Linked DNA regions of Homo sapiens: region 1 is linked to region 2. Evidence: chromatin loops called from intact Hi-C (ENCODE). Cell type or tissue: Caco-2. All regions are shown on one strand. Each heading gives the region's core, and the rest is flanking DNA. Links, peaks and the distances in the headings are about the cores only.

Region 1 (8,744 bases), core at 146-8,145, 140 kb before region 2:
AAAGACAAATGCTGGTGGTGGGATTTTCCAGGAAAATGCCAGATATGACAAATTATGACACTTCTCTGAAGGGGATTCTGGAGAACATTCAACCTCATTTTATCTCTTGGAGTGGCTGTTAGGCTGCTGGTTTTCAGGGCTGTTTGCAGGACTGTCTGGAGGACTGTCAATTTTCAAAGCTACTATGGGGCTAGAGAGAAGGAGTCAGGAAGTTAAAATGCCACAAAGCTTGCTGTTCTTACTGAGACTCAGCCATTTTCTTGAATAAATGCCTCATGGATTTCCGCAACTGCTGGTTAACTTCCACAGTTCTGAAAATGCTGATTTTGACCATTTCTACCAGCATTTTTATTTCTTTAATGGAGGAGAAGACTTTCAGAGGTCCTTACTCCACTATTTCCACTGATGTCATGCCTTGTTGATTAAGAATATATATATATATACATTTTTTTTTGAGGTGGTCTCCCTCTTTTGCCCAGGCTGGAGTGTAGTGGCACAATTTTGGCTCATCACAACCTCCAACTCCCGGGTTCAAGTGATTTTCCTACCTCCACCTCCCAAGTAGCTGGGATTACAGGTGCCCACTACCACACCTGGATAATTTTTGTATTTTTAGTAGAGGCAGGGTTTCACCATGTTGGCCAGGCTGGTCTCCAACTCCCAACCTCAAGTAATCAGCCCATCTCGGTCTCCCAAAGTGCTGGGATTATAGGCGTGAGCCACCATGCCTGGCCTTGTTAATTAAATATTAAGTTTGTGTGTGTGTGTGTGTGTGTGTATGAATGAGTGATACACACACCCAGGCACACACAATACACATGCACACACACACTCAGAAATTTTTCTCTAAGAAATACCTTAGCTATGTTTCTACATACTTTCATATGTTGTCTTTATTATTATTTATTTATAAATAACATAATTTTCTTATCTTTTCTTCTTTGACTTTAGCACACTATTACTTTTCCTCCTCAGCTTTTATCCCCTTACATGCTATAATTATCGGGGGTTTATTTCTTCTTCTTTTCCTCCTCCTCCTTCTTCTCCTCTCCATCTTCCTTCTTTTTCCTTTTTTTTTCCTTCTCCTTTTAGCATTATATTACAGTATTTATTTAGACTAAATTATGTTTTATTCATTGATTTGTTAACCATTATTTCTCAAATCCCACACCCTTCTGTTTTGGAATTAATTAATTAATTTATAGAATTCTTGACTCATTCTCCAGTGAGAGTCTGGATGCAAACATTTTGAGTACTTAATGATTAAAAATGTCTTCATTTTATAGTTGTTGTTTTTGCTGCATATAGTATTCTAGGTTCAAAATAATTTTCTCTGTGACTTTGGTGCTTTTTTCTAAAATCCAGTCTGGTTTCTCTTCAGAATGAATAAATCTTTTGCCTTTTAAAATCCAGTATTGCTGAAGAAGAGTTTTATTTCTATGTATTTCTTATTTCTTAAAGATGAGGCTCTTTTCTTTCTGGAAAAGAAAGAAAGTTCTTAGAATATCTTAGGTGTACTAAAATTTCATCAAGCATATGGCTCCATTAATTAGTAGCTGTCTATACTTGGGCAAGTGATTTTAGTCTCTCTAAACAGTTTTCTCATCTGTACCGTGGGAGAAATTATGAGTTGGGAACTCACAGGGTTGCTACAAAGATGAAAATACATACTGCATGTAAACCATTTAGCTCAGTGTCTTGCTCTGAAACAGTTCAGCTTTACTATTATTGTATTATCTACTCAGTAGGCTATTTTAATCTGAATGCTGTTTCTTCCATTGACCATTCCCCTCCTCCCCCATTAGTTCTTTTGTTTTTCTCCCTTTTCACCATTTTCTCTGTTTTCTCCTCCCAATGGATGGAAGTTAGATTTTTGGATACGTTCTTCAAATATGTTTTCTTTCTTATTTAAAACCTGTCTCTTTTACCTACATACTAAGAGATTTTGTTTTTATTCTCTTCCTTCACATTATTGATTTTCCTCAAATATCTAGGGACCCCATTAGCTTTCTGCATGCCAGGAATTTCTTATGATATCTGCCCTATGGCTGGTATGCCTTCCTGTTGTCCAGAGCTTTTATGAAGTTATACTTAAAACAATAACAACAGCAAAACAAGAAAACTCTTGTTTGTCACTTTAAGTGGTATGGATAAGATTATAAACAGTAACGCATCTTAAACCATCATCTCGATCCTCTAACTTGCTCTTTTTTTCTCCTCTCAAGATAGTTTCAAGGTAGCTTTGTTTTTGTATAGATGCCGAAATCCATGATCTCTATAGCCATTTTGGAAGATTGAAAGAAATACAAGTAAGGAAATAAACAATGCCACTATTCCCACCACCATTCTAGAGATATCATTAATATGTTCTTGTTTCTCTTTTTAGTTATTTTATGCATATGAAAAAATAGAATCCTATTGTACATTGACTCTTGTAGCATGTTGTGTTTATATTCATAGAATGTGAACATATTTGCATGTTATTAATATTCTAAATATTTTTTAGTAAATGTATAAGATTGCATGTATATACCAAAATTTATTGACTCAATTCCCTCATTGGTGAACATTTCCATTCTTTAGTGCAGCAGTGAGCATCATAACAGGTACATCTTTGCTCATGTCTGTGGTTGTGTCTTTAGAATACATGAGGGAAGGGTTTTGCAGAGACCATTCCCTCCATAATTCCAAACAGGTGTCCAGAGAAGTTACACCAGCAAAGACGGCTGTGATTTAATGTGAAAATTCCTTTGCTTTGGGTGATGGATATGAATAAGGAACACAACCTCGTTGAATGTAATGCTTCCCAAAGCTAGCCAATCATCAATTATCTAGGGGTACTTATTTAAATCACAGATTCTTGGACCCACGCTTGGAAATGCTGATTCATTAGGTCTAGTGCTGGGCCCAGGAATTTATATTTTTAATAAGCTCCTAGGTGATTTTAATGGTTAACCAAGGTTAGGAAACAGGATCTAGCAACTGCAGAGCCTGGGCACGGGGGCTGAGGGTAGGAGGGACAGATGCCGGGTCCCTGGTGTTTCTCAGTAAGAAAGGTGGTGATGGTGAGAACAGAAAAGGGACATTCTGAAAGTAGGACTGACCATGTTGGAGACTGTTTTGAAGTGAAGAGCAAAGGTATGAGCTCCAATGAGTACTTAAGGTTTGGAGCACAAGAGAGAGACTTGGTTGATTGTGGTGGCATCAGCTGTTTGGAAGGAGAAGATAGCTTTGCCCAGGAATTGAAACCTGGATTTCAGTGGGCTCTGTAGTGTGTACCACGTGAGACTGGGAAGTTCCCTTTCCTTCTCTGGGTCCTCAGCGTTCGTGTAATCTGAAGGCGTTGGACAATATCAGGGACTTTTCAAGCTGTGGGAGCCCAAAGCCACTATGGTGGAGGGGTGACTGAGAAGGTGAAAATCCTTCTATGCTCACTCTTACCCTCCTTCAGAGACCCCAAATTTATTTGCTTTAAATTAGAGCCCTGTGTAAGATTGTGTCTGCAATTTTTTTTTGCTGCTGCCAGAAAGTTTGAAAATCTCCAGACTAGATGACCTTTCTGTTCTAAAAAGCCATATTATTTTGTGAACCAAGACCGTGGGGAGGAAGAACAGGGAACTGAATGGATCAGAGGGGCCATCCGGAATGAACATTTCAGGCCTCATTTGAATTTGAAGGCTGACCCGTTGGGTTATGGCAGTAGCTCTCAATTTCCATCTCAGAATCAGTGTATTGCCTGAGTCAACTCAGAGTGACCTCCAAGGAGAATTCTAGTTGACTTCTCATCAGATGCTTATATTTGACTTACTGGGGGAAGGCCCTCACTTCACAGGACCCCCAAAGTCCAGAGAGATGATGCTGGTTCATATGTTAACACTTTGGTCATGTCTTGCTGTTTAAGTATTTCAACAATAGAGTATGTGTGACCTTCTTTCAGCCTCCTTTCAAGCTGGGAATTTAAGGTGTTCTGTGGAATGTTATGCAAACAAGCCTTTGGCTTTGATCTCTGAGAATTCTTAGGAGTAAGAAGGGAGAAGATGAGCTGGGGGCCTGGAGGGATTAACTGTGAAAACCTGGCCAGGCTTTGTTGGACAGGGAAGCTGGGGTGGAGTGTGGGGTGTCTGGGGAACAGATGTGAGCCTGACTTGATCTTCTGCAGCTGCAGACAGAGGTTTGCCAGAGGTGACTGCGAGTTCCCGTGGCGGCCAAAAGTCCTCTTGGGGTAGTCCACCAGTGGTCTCTTCTCTGACTGGAGCTGGAGTTAGTGTAGGATTTTTGCAATTTGATTCCAGCAACCATGTAACAGGTTGGATGGAGAAAGGATTTCTTTTGACAAGCCAGGGATTTGATGGGTCTTATCTCTGTGTTATTATATTCATTTCTAAACATTCCAGAGAGGTGATGGAGGAACAAAGCCTGCCTTTCTCAGTAATCTTTTATTACTTTGTGATCCCGATGAAAATGATGGGCAGGGCAGGGTAGGGCAGGGTCAGAAAAACTGTCTCCCCTAGAGCAGCGTGTCCCCGAGTTTGTTACAGGGAATACTAGTCCCGAGAGATGCTTCAGATGATTTCATGATCAAGTAGGTTTAGAAATTCTGCACTTGGTGTTTTCCTCTGGATATTCCCAATGCAGATTCAAACACTAAAGGCTCTGAACTATCCTATAGTCAAGAATTCTCTGAATTTATTGCACTGAAAATTTCTCAGTTGGCCAGAGAATTACAATCATTTTAGGTGGAGAAGAGGCACCCTTTGATATCAAATAGATGGAACTTCAAGAAGGGCTGGCCTCCAGGTTGGGAAATCAAGGCATCCATGATGTGCTCACAGAGTGGCGTTCCTGAAGCTATTCCTTTCCTCTCTGGTGGCCTCAACAACTTGGGAATTTTTCCTTAGCAACCCACTCTCTGAGTTATTCCAGATAGAGTAGCTCTGCTTGCGATTTCATTTGAAGAACAAGACCAATAGCTGAAAAGAGCTTGAGTCAAATTCCCACACAGAGGGAAAAACATTCAGAACTTAGAATGAAACTTTTACTAATTTATTTTTTATTTATTTTTTGAGATAAGGTCTCGCTCTGTCTCCCAGGCTGGAGTGTAGTGGCTTGATCACAGCTCACTGCAGCCTTGACCTCCCAGGCTCAAGAGATCCTCCCACTTCAGCCTCCTGAATAGGTAGGACTACAGGCTTGCACCACCATGCCCGGATAATTTTTAGGTTTTTGGTAGTCATGTTGCCCAGGCTGGTCTCGAACTCCTGGATCAAGCAATCCACCTGCCTTAGCCTCCCCAGGTTCTGGGATTACAGGCCAAATGAGGCTATTTTTAATGCCAGCTTCATATTTCCTCTCTATTATTCCGAAGGAACCAGAGGTGGCCAGAATGTAGCATCCTTTTGGCCAAAGTAAATATTTCAGGGACAGATAGCTGACCCATAAACAAATCATGCTCAAATAGAGCTTATCTCACGACTTGAGGCCCAAGAATTTACAAATAGGTATTGTCTTTTGCACTGGACTTGGAGTGGTGGGGATGTGAGCCTGTTGACACCCTTTCCCCATAAGAGAGAGCCTGATAAAGGAATGAGCCAAGACGTGGAGAAATATCGGGCCTTGATGTGTCATTTGAGTGCCTGGATCCAGCCAAGCTTGGCATCTAGGCTGTTTGGTTATGCCAATTTGAGTTTTCTGTCTAAGTGTTTTTACCAGTATACTTTTCGTGAGAGACTTTTTCTTGGAGCTAAATGTCTGAGATAACAAGAATTCACTTAAACACCCCTTCCCACCTTGCTCCACCCCTAAAACCAGAGCAAGCACTATTAAATAAATTATGACAGTCACCATTGTTATATACTTTAAAATAGTAATTTACTCTCTTTTGTCCTAGAAGATACTTGGAAGTTTGTCTAGTACAAAGCTCCATCTGATCCTTCAGGTACCTCTACAGAATGTCCACCAGGAAGTTTTCTGGCTTCTGCTTAAATTGTCCTCAGGACCAGACAGCTCAGGAATGCTTGAGGAAACATGTGCTATTTCCAGGCAGCTTTAATCAGGCTGATTGGCATCTGCCCGCCTGTCATTTTGCCTTTTGGTCCTGGGCTAACTGCAGACCAAATCTAATCCCTCCTCCATAGGACTGACTTTCGGATTGTTGAAAATAGCTAAGCCTCCTCTCTCACACACCAGAAAAATGTCCCCAGCTCTTGCAGTGGGGCCAGTGTTGGTTTTCTTCACGGCCCTACCATGAGCATACTATAATGGGTTGTGAATTTATTTCAACACGGGTGGCTTTCATCTGTGATTCCAAAAGTACTATACGTCCATCATAGACTATGCAGAAAGGTAAGAAGAGGAAAACAAAAATTCACCTGTGAGTAAGCGGCCAAGACATGAGCCCCTTTGACCTTCTGATGGCTCTTCCTCCATTAGTTTTATGCATGTGGCACACATGTGGTTGTGCTGGTGTTGTGTCCCCTTCTTCTCTCTGCCCAAGAGGTTGGGCTACAGTGGGCCACACTTGCACAGGGGCTTCTGTGTCCCTGGGTTTCTGCTGGGTTTAGACAGTGAGGTGCTCAGGGCACAGATCTAACAGAGGAGAGAGGTCAAGTTGTTTATGTCCCTGATTCCTCCCTGTGGAGTTGCCTGGGGCTGATTTGTCCCTCTCAGGGCAGCCTACTTAACACTTCTCTGTTGTGCCTGCAGTGGCTTCTGCCCTGGGCCCTTTGCTACTTACTAGCTTTGAGCTCCTGTGCTGGCCTTTTAGTTCCCTGCTCCTACCCCTTTGTCAATGACCCATCCTCCCGTTGTCCTAGTTGAGTGCTGTTTCCAGTAGGAACTTAAAACTGATATGATTGTATTTTGCAAATAAGAAACAGACTCTGCACACTGACATATAACCTGCTAGGTCATTTCTTGGGATATGGAAAACCTCTTTTCATGTTGTTAAATATTCCTCTACAACGTGATGAATGGCTAAGTAGGTTTTAGATATATTTTAAAACAAATGTACCAGAGTTTATTTCAACTTTGAGGAAGTTAGTTTTTCCTCCCAATTTACTTTCTTCTTATGACTTTGAAAGTACTTTGGTGAATATCCTTGTCAGTAAATCTTTGCACATGTTCATGTTTATTTCCTTAGGATAAATCTGCGGAAGTAAAATCTCTAGATCAATAGAAATGAACATCTGAGAAACTTTTGCTGTATGTTGCCAGATTACCCTCCAAAATTTTTAAAATAATTGACGCTGCTTCCAACTACCTGTAGGAAGATTTGTTTTCCGACACTTTCTCCAACATTTATTTAATGTTATAATAAAATAATACCGTGTTTGCTTTGTAATAGGTGCTCTCCATTCCTTTGAAGATGAAGTCCCTAGGAGTGAACAGACTCCAGGATAGAAAGGAACAGACTCCATCACCTTCTTTTTTCTGAGCATAATACCTTCATTTATATAGCCTGAGATAGTCACTGTGGTAGGCTGAACAATGTCCCCTCCAAAATGTCCACGTTCTAATCCCTGGAACCTGTGAATATGATACTTTTCACATAGTAAAAGGGACTTTGCTGATATGATTAAGTTAGAAATCGTATGGGGAAATTATCCTGGATTAGCTAGATGGGCCCGGTGTAATCACAGTGGTCCTTATAAGAAAGAAAAAGGTTCTGTGACGATGGAAGCACAGAGAGAGAGAGAGAGAGAGAGAGAGAGACAGACAGACAGACAGAGAGAGAGAGACAGAGAGAGAGAGAGACAGAGATAGAGAGAGACAGAGAGAGAGACTAGAAGATGCTATGCTGTTGGCTTTGAAGATGGAGGAAGGTGTGTATGATAAACGCACCTGACGGTGATAACTTGACTTGAGCATACACTAACAATGACCCTCTGATATGGTTTGGCTTTGGGTCCCCACCCAAATCTCTTCTCGGATTGTAATCCCCACATGTGGAGGGAGGGACCTGGTGGGAGGTGATTGGATTGTGGGGGCAGTTTCCCCCATGCTGTTCTCATGATAGTGAGTTCTCATGTGATCTGATGGTTTAAAAGTGTGGCACTTCTCCTTTGCGGCCTCTCTCTCCTGCTACCATGGTAGATGTGCCTTGCTTCCCCTTTGCTTTCCACCATGACTGTAAGTTTCCTGAGGCCTCTCCAGCCATGCGGAACTGTGAGTCAATTCAACCTCTTTCCTTTATAAGTTACCCAGTCTCCGGTAGTATCTTTATAGCAGTGTGAAAATGGACTAATACACTCCGTATGGCAGATGCACCTGAATGTGTGTTCGGAGTCCCAGGCTAAGAAATCCGGGAGTAGCGACCACCCTGGAGATCCATTCCTTATTTATGAGGAACATCTGAGACCCCGGCCTGGCCCATGGAATGCAGGCTGTATAGGGGATCAAGGCCTTTTATTTTGGGTAAAATGAAGTTTGCCAGGTGAAGATTGTTTGGGGGAGGGCGCTAAGTGAAAATGCTATATAGACTGCATGCCTTTTATAAGTGCTTGCAGTTCTTCTGCCCAGCCTGCTGCCACTGGACTCACTTCCCTGTTTGTAAGCTCTCGATAAAACCCCATGTCTTATTTACTGGCTCCAGGTCTCTTCTTTGGCCTTTTGAACATGGGGTCCTCCCCATTGGAGTCTACTGGGGCTTGGCACCACAAGGTGTCACAAGCCAAGGAATGCAGGTGGCCCCTAGAAGCTGGAAAAGGCAAGGGAACAGATTGTCCCCGAGAGCCTCCAGGAGGAAC
Region 2 (8,744 bases), core at 515-8,514:
TGTGTTTGCTGGTGAACCTAAAACTGCTCTAAAAATGTTATTTTTTTTTTAAAAAAACTAATGTGAATGGAAAAGTGATTATGACCAACAGAGGTTTGTGATTTATCTGTGACTCTTTTCTAAGTGAAAAGTTATAGTCAAATAAGCTCCAGGAATAAAACTCATTTCAAATAAGATTATTTAAATATTTCACGTTTTCTAATCACTAGATTAAACAATAAAAAGATCAGATCTTTCATATCTAATAATTTTTCGTCATATTATTTGATACTTCTAATCACAGATATATTAAATGTTTCTAGTTTCTGTGGACATAATTTTGGTGAATTCCTTTTCTTTTGTATTTAAAAATTCTTAAAATTGTACATATTTTTGGGGCACATTTGGTGTTTTGATCCATGTATACAATGTGTAATGATCTCATCAGAGTAATTGAGATATCCATCACCTCAAACATTTATCTTTTCCATGTGCTGGACACATTACAAGTCTTGTCTTCCAGCTATTTTGAAATATACAGTAAATTACATTTAACTAACAGTTATAGCTGATGAAAATTATAATGATAAATTTAAAAGAAAAAAATTCATTGTTATTTAATCAGGTATGGAAATAAACCCCAGAGCTATCATACTGTTCAAGGATTGCTAATCTTTAATATCTAAAACAAACTAAGAGTCTGTATTCTTTTTTTTCCTCTTTATTTGAGACAGGGTCTGACTCTGTCACCCGGGCTGGAGTGCATTAGTGCGATCCTGGCTCGCTGCAGCCTCGACCCCCTGGGCTCAAGCAATCGTCTCATCTCAGCCTCCCAAGTACCCAGAACCACAGGTGTCTGCCCCCATAGCCAGCTCATTTTTAAAATTTTTGTAGAGATGGAGTCTCACTGTGTTGCCTAGGCTGATCTTAAATTCCTGGGCTCAAGTGATTGTCCTGTCTTGGCCTCCCAAAGTGCTGGGATTATGGGCATGAGCCACCATGCCTGACCTAAGATTCTGTATTCTTAATCCTTTTGCTACACCCACTCCTGGTTCTGAACTTATTTTGTTGGTCACTTAACCACCTTGGGCCTCAGTTTACTCAGCAGAGCAATGAGATTTCAGACAAAAAACCTTCCTAGTTGTTCACAACACCAAGATTCTATGTTCTTGTAAAGAATGGTTAAGTGTGTATGTGTACCTGAGTTACGGGGGAGACCTTTTGAGTAGGGGTTACTATCCAGGGTCTTGCTGAGACAGGAATGTACTGGGTACTTATGCCTCTAGGAATTACATGTCTGGAGTTCGAGGGGACCTCAAGGCCACTAAGTCCTCTTTTTGCTTCTCCTAAACATCCGTCTTCCCCAGGACTTTCTCTTTTCCTTTGTTCTCCTGGTGTGTGTTGATTGGGGGCTGTTGGCCTGAGGGCTATGCTTCCTGAGACTCTGCCCAGGCAGGCTGTGAGGGGCCTGGGCCCGATCTTGACCCCAGGGATCCTTATGCTAGGAGCTGGGGTAGCTTTGGAGGCTTTGGCTGTCAGCAGAGATGACTCCTGACCTAGACCCTTGAATGAGCTTGTTCCCCTGTGAAGGATGGAGATAAGTGGAGTTGGAGTTCCTCAGGGGTGCCTAATAACCTACCTAGGATAACTCAGAGAAGAGAGCTATGGTGGAGTGTTGAAATACTAGCCCTTGTGAACTGTACCTACTGGTATGCATGCCCTTACTTATGTAGTTTCCTTTCACATTGCTCTAGGCTTGGCCAAATAACTTGCTTTGGTCAATTGGACATTAGTAAACATGATACAGGCTGAAGTTTGATAAACTCTTGAGTTTAGGCCTTGCCCTCTTGGAATTCTAAAACGATGCAAAGAGAAACCCAGGAAACAGCATCAACAGCCAGGCAGGTGAGCCTGGTCATACTAGACCATCCCATGCCAGCTGAGCTATCAGATGACTGTGGACATGAATGTCCCTAGCCAAGACAGCAAAAGAACAGCTCAGCTGAGCCCAGCCCCAAATGGCTGACCCACAAAACATGGCTCCTGTTATGGGAGCCACAATAAATGCCTTGGGTGGTTTGCTGTAACGAAATTGGTAACTGATATGAGCTGACTGCTATTTAGCCATTTGCTTATGAGATCTGAATGACTGAGAAAATCAGCTCAGCCCTGTCACCCTCCCCCTGGCAGTGCCTCTTGTTTGCTGTCTTTATATCTTCTCTTCTGTGCTCTCAGAATGCCCTGTGCCCATTGCTCATTATACTGCATCAATTTGTTCATTCATTTCTTTTTCTTTTTTTTTTCTTTTTTGAGACAGAGTCTCCCTCTGTTGCCCAGGCTGGAGTGCAGCAGTAAGATCTTGGCTCACTGCAACCTCTGCCTCCCAGATTCAAGTGATTCTCCTGCCTCGGCCTCCTGAGTAGCTGGGATTGCAGGCTGGTGCCACGACACCCGGTTAATTTTTGTATTTTTAGTAGAGACAGGGTTTACCATGTTGGTCAGGCTGGTCTCGAACTCCTGACCTCGTGATCCGCCCGCCTCGGCATCCCCAAGTGCTGAGATTACAGGTGTGAGCCACCGCGCCCGGCCTGTTAATTCATTTCTCTCTGACCTGAGCACCTTTTCTTTCAGTTTAGTACCTCCAGGGCTCAGGACAGAGACTTGTAAAATGTTGGTGCCCAATGGACACATGGAGAAAGAAGGTATGAAGCCCGGCCATTCGTTCGTATTATAGAAAACGCTGAAGGCTTCCCAAGGCACCAGCTTGCTATGTAGCTGACGGGCCACCAAGGCAAGGTGTGGGAGTATTCTGCAGCTAGTCATGGCAGCCAGTCAGGACCCTCTTAACTCTGCTCCTCACGCAACTTCCATCCTGCTGCAGTGTCCACCAGCTCTTGAATTTAAAGTCTTTGAAATGTACATCCTGAGCTGGGGCTCCTGGCTCAGGTCATGGTCCTTTCTGATGACCCGCCATTTGGCTTCTCACTTGGGACCTTTCTGCAGCAAAGCCCTGGCTCCATCCTCTGTCCCTACCCCATCCTATTCCCCGTCCCTCTCTCTCCTGGCCTCTGAGATTCGGTGAGGGATTGTTTAGGTACAAAGTCCATTGGAAGCCACATTAAGTGACTTAATTATCAGAAGAGGAGCGATGTGGAATGAGGGACAAGGTGACAGCTACTGTGTGCACAAAGACTCAGTCCTTTTTCGTTTGTCTTTTTTGCTTTTTTCTTCTGTGCCATGACAAAAAGCTTACTCTTGTTAAGTTGCTTTATTTGAATATGAGCCTAAAATAATATCACTAAAAAAAAATATCACTTTGGAAATAGATTCCGAAGAAAGGTTCAAACTCATAAATGGTCATAGAATTGTTCTAATGTTTTATATCGGAACTCCACATTTTGGCATTTGTCTCTGAAGGAGGCAATTGTTTTACATTCAGCCAGGCTGAAAATGTCTGCAAGCTGATGGAATCCTTCTGGAACATCAAAGGATGGGAATCTGGCTTCATTTGTACTAACATCATTTATTATCTTTTCTTCAGATTTTAAGTTATAAAAATCTCATGAATTAATGATCTCTCTGAGGGTATGAGAAATTTGCATGGACAATTCAGCTGAAGAAGGCAGTAATTTACACACATGCACACATGAATAATCCCAACAAAGTAAGCGAAGCCAAACAAACGTGTTTTGTTTCATACCTTGAAGTTCTTTGATTTGAGGTTCGTAGAACTAAAAGGAAGACAGTGTTTTAAATGTGTTTTTCAAAGAAGAGTCTTCTCTTTTAAACCAATTCTAATTCAATTCTGTTAGAATTTTAATTGTTCCTTGAATCTTTAAGGAGACTGGGTTTACCATTATTCATTTGAACCAGGGTTCAAAAGGGTTCTGTTGATTAAAATAACAATTTTCGTCACATAAATTAGACCATTTACTAGCCAGAGCTATCATTTATCAAACATTACTGTAAGCTCTGTAAGCTCAGCACAGGCTAAGCACTTCAAATACATGGTTTCATTTAATAATCCCAATAATTTGACTTAAGTACATATTAATATCCTCTTCTCAGAGATAAGGAATCAGGATGAGAGGTTCAGCAATTTGCCCAGGGTCATTTAGAAAGCAGGAGCAGAGCTAGGATTTATAACCAGCTTGCGTGAACTCAAAGTTCATTCTTTTAACTCCTGTTGCCTTTGAACATTACCGTTGACAATATTTGGAAAATGTGTCATCTCCTGTTGCAAGGGACAAATATGCAGTTTAAGGAATAGGCATCAGGCTTTTAGAATAACTGACTTTACATTTTAGACTTGTCCTTCTCTGTCCTTGGGTGGGACCCATGAAGTAATGCTGCTTTGACATCTGCGGCGGAGAAAGCCACTGTCCACTCAAAATTCATGGGCCCTTCCATGGTACAGGATGCTTCCTGAGAAGCAGCTGCTTAGCCAGGGATGTTACTTAGTTTCACCTATGAATGGAAATGATGTTGGCGGCACCCAGGCAGAGGTGGCTAAGCAGTGCATGTGTCTTCCTTACCTGCCCTTGGGGAGTGACACCCCAGGAGAGCTGGACACTGCCTGTGGGAAAAGGGTAGAGCCTACTCCTGTCCAGACCTCCCTCCAGGCCTTCCTCCTCCACTCCAACCAGAGCGAACACACTGAAGTGTTAAGTGAGTGAGAGCTACATTTTTATTGTTAAGCCGTTGGAGTTGTGGGGTTTCTTTGTTAATACAGCAGTTAGCATTACCCTAACCAAAAATAGAGCTTCCTTTAACTTCCCTTTAGGGGAAGTGAGTGGATTGAACAGCTGAAAAGAGGGTAGTGGGCCTCTTCACCAGAGTGGATTTCCCAGTTAGGCAGTTACTACATCCTATGCTGATGGTCACATGTTTAGAATATGGGCCTGGGGGGATGAGAGAAGAGGGCAGGTGGGTGCTCAAGGTGAGGCTTGGGGGAGAAACTGAGGTTGAGAATGGTCTCTCTTTAGCCCAGGTGGTACATTTTCAATTATAGGAAACTTTAAGGAGACGGTGGTAGATAACTTAAGAGAAAGAAAAATGCGAACCGACATGGATGTGTTTAAAATGAGTGAGCAGGCTGAGGTGGGTGGATCACCTGAGGTTGGGAGTTCAAGACCAGCCTGACCAACATGGAGAAACCTGTCTCTACTAAAAATACAAAATTAGCCGGGCATGGTGGCACATGCCTGTAATCCCAGCTATTCGGGAGGCTGAGGCAGGAGAATCACATGAACCTGGGAGGCAGAGGTTGCGGTGGGCCGAAATCGCGCCATTGCACTCCAGCCTGGAAAAAAAAAAATCCATCTCAAGAAAAAAAAAAAAAAAAATGAGTGAGCAGAAGTTCCCCGAATGAGCACCTTTCTGAGGAGATTTAACTTGATGTCTGATCAGTTTAACACAAGGCACATTTGTCTTTGTGTCTTCAAAAATCTTGGGTCGTCTTCTGCAAAGAAAAAGATTAAAGCACATCTTTTTTTTTCCCTCTTCTATAAAGTCTCATGTTACGTCCCTATTTGTAGCTTTTCAAGGCACTAAGATTATTGAATATTGATTTGGTTAAAAATGGAGAACAGCTCTTTCTGTTTATACCCTGCAGTTCATCCTCCTGCTGTTCCCCACATCACTTCTATGCACTTTCTGAAAATCAGTTTAATTAAAAATGTCATGCATGGTTTATTGAATTTCATCTGAAGAATAAGCGATAACAAAAATTGTTTGGTCTTATAACCAAGTAAATAGATATTTGGATACTAGGTATGGGGAGAAATAAAACTAATTGTTTAAACCTCAGTTAATGAGAACATACTGTTTTGCCAGTGCAGTGTTGGGAAAGAAAGCATCTTTATTTGATAATGGAAAATATTAATAATTACTTAAAGCACTTTGTTGAAGTAACTGTATGAGAGCTACATGTTTCTTGTGGGTAGCCATCACTCTTTGTAACAATTGTTTTAATACCAGAGCTCTTTCAGAGAGTAATAACAGAAGTATACCTTTTACTATTGTTACCAGAAAGGGGTCCCGATCAAGACACCAAAAGAAGGTTCTTGGACCTCGTGCAAGAAAGAATTTGGGGCAAGTCCATAAAGTGAAAGCAAGTTTATTAAGAAAGCAAAAGAAAGGGGCTGGGCGCAGTGGCTCACGCCTATAATCCCAGCACTTTGGGAGGCCGCGGTGGGTAGAACACGAGGTCAGGAGTTTAAGACCAGCCTGAGCAAGATGGTGAAACCCCGTCTCTACTAAAGATTAAAAAAAAAAAAAATTAGCTGGGTGGCAGGCGTCTGTAATCCCAGCTACTCGGGAGGCTGAGGCAGACAATTGCTTGAACCTGGGTGGCGGAGGTTGCAGTGAGCCGAGATCATGCCTTTCCACTCCAGCCTGGGTGACAGAGCGAGACTCTATCTCAAAAAAAAAAAAAAAAAAAAGGTAAAAGAATAAAAGAATGCCTACTCCATAGGCAGAGCAGCAGCATGGGCTGCTTGACTGAGAGTAAACTTATATCTTGATTATATACTAAACAAAGGGTGAATTATTCATGAATTTTCTGGGAAAGGGGTGGGCAATTCCCTGAACTGAGGGTTCCTCCTCTTTTTAGACCATGTAGGGTAAACTGTCATGATACTGGTGGGAGTGTCTTTTAGCATGCTAATGCATTATAATCAGTGTATAATGAGCACTGAGAACAATCAGAGATCACTTTCATTGCCATTTTGGTTTTGGTGGGTTTTGGCCGGTTTCTTTACCGAATCCTGTTTTCTCATCAAGGTCGTTGTGACCTGTATCTTCTGCTGTCCCCCTATCTCATCCTGTGACTAAGAATGCCTAACCTCCTGGGAATGCAGCCCATTAGGTCTCAGCCTCATTTTACCCAGCACCTATTCAAGATGGAGTCACTCTGGTTCAAACACCTCTGACACTATGCAGTTCATACAAACAGTTTAGTTTAATGCAAACAGTACGTGTCTGCTGATCACAGAAATAAGTCCCTGAAATTTGAATCAGTCTAGGGGAGAAAATTCTTCTTTGGATTTAAGAGAGTCCAGTCTTTTCCCAGTAGACAAGAACAAGGAAGATAGCTACAGGCAGCCATCTCTCTATCAGGAGGAAAATCAACCTTAAAAGAAAGGCAATAATAGAATGTGGTACATATACTGAAGAAGGAATTTATGAATTTTACAAGTACAATCAAAGACAACCAAGAAATTTTTACTTTTTCCTTCAAAAGCTAAGTGTAGTGTACCCACCCCCAACCCCGTAGTCTAAGTTAGAGAAGAATACTGCCTGCCTGTTTTTCCTTCCGTGCTCAGTGAGCCTTACCCATACTCCCCAGTTTCACATTCCTTGAGGCTCAGTGAGTTCCTGCGTCACCTGCCTAGCACAGCTGTAAAGTTACAAGGTTGATACAGAAACATGGCTTCCTAAGGATGTAGAACATATAGTATAGATAAATGTAAAAGACTGATCACCGGGTGCGGTGGCTCACGCCTGTAATCCCAGCACTTTGGGAGGCTGAAGTGGGCGGATCACGAGGTCAGGAAATCGAGACCATCCTGGCTAACACGGCGAAACCCCGTCTGTACTAAAAATACAAAAAATTAGCCAGACATGGTGGCGGGTGCCTGTAGTCCCAGCTACTCGGGAGGCTGAGACAGGAGAATGGCATGAACCCAGGAGGTGGAGCTTGCAGTGAGCTGAGACCGCGCTACTGCACTCCAGCCTGGGCAACAGAGCGAGACTCCGTCTCAAAAAAAAGACTGATCAACTGCCTTTGTTCTCGCTTCTGTAAGTATGCTTCCTGCATCACCACTGACTGCTTAAAAGGTGGCTGCTTTCTTTGTCCGGGGCTCAGACTTTCCTGGATGCTAGTCCTACTAAGCCAGGTGATCACCTTTTAATAAAGACCTTTCCTGAACTCACTCTCTTCAGTCTCTCCTATCTCTGATTATCCCGCCACAGTACACCATGGCATACTATACAGTCACAAAAAAGAATGAGATCATGTCCTTTGCAGGAATATGGATGGAGCTAGAGGCCATTATCCTTAGCAAACTAACACAGGAAAAGAAAACCTAATACTGCATTTTCTCACTTATAAGTGGGAGCTAAATGATGAGAACACATGGACACAGAGAGGAACACACACTAGGGCCTATCAGAGGATGGAGGGTGGGGAGAGGGAAAGAGAGAGAGAGAGAGAAAAAAAAAGGAAGCCAGTAGGGTTTATAGCAGAGAGGAGAATTTGCTTTATCAGACCTTGTCGACTGTTGACATTTTGGGCCAGGTAATTCTTTGTGATGGGTCTGTCTGGTGCATTGTAAGATGTTCAGCAGCATCCCTGCCCTCTTTCCAATATATGCTAGTAGCACGCCCCCCAACCTCAGTCATGACAATCAAAAATGTCTCTAGACAGGCAGGGCACGGTGGCTCACGCCTGTAATCCCAGCACTTTGGGAGGCCAAGGCGGGCAGATCACAAGGTCAGGAGATCGAGACCATCCTGGCTAACACGGTGAAACCCCGTCTCTACTAAAAATACAAAAAAAATTAGCCAGGTGTGGTGGCGGGCGCCTGTAGTCCCAGCTACTCGGAAGGCTGAGGCAGGAGAATGGTGTGAACCCGAGAGGCAGAGCTTGCAGTGAGCCGAGATTGCGCCACTGCACTCCAGCCTGGGCGACAGAGCGAGACTCTCTCTCTCAAAAAAAAAAAAAAAAAAAAACAATCTCCAGACATTGACAAATGTCTTCTGCA

The links. Hi-C counts contacts between places; a loop is a spot of excess contacts. Peaks named below come from ENCODE experiments on the same cell type or tissue, not always from the same donor. Only the 100,000 strongest peaks of a DNase experiment are listed, where the experiment ranks them.
Region 1: it touches region 2 in a loop (9-fold over the local background); 1 of 110 quality-filtered maps calls a loop at or near these places.

Annotation. Positions count from the first base shown.
Region 1 is chr15:93,196,558-93,205,301 of GRCh38, forward strand. No RefSeq gene overlaps it. Among named protein-coding and RNA genes, the nearest start is that of RGMA, 110 kb to the left of the region's middle. In Caco-2, for the core only: no CTCF peak of the experiment used is centred there; a DNase peak (open chromatin) is centred at 4,104.
Region 2 is chr15:93,337,160-93,345,903 of GRCh38, forward strand. All of the region lies in intron 5 of LOC105370982 (a long non-coding RNA gene), which reads left to right. Among named protein-coding and RNA genes, the nearest start is that of RGMA, 250 kb to the left of the region's middle. In Caco-2, for the core only: no CTCF peak of the experiment used is centred there; a DNase peak (open chromatin) is centred at 4,092.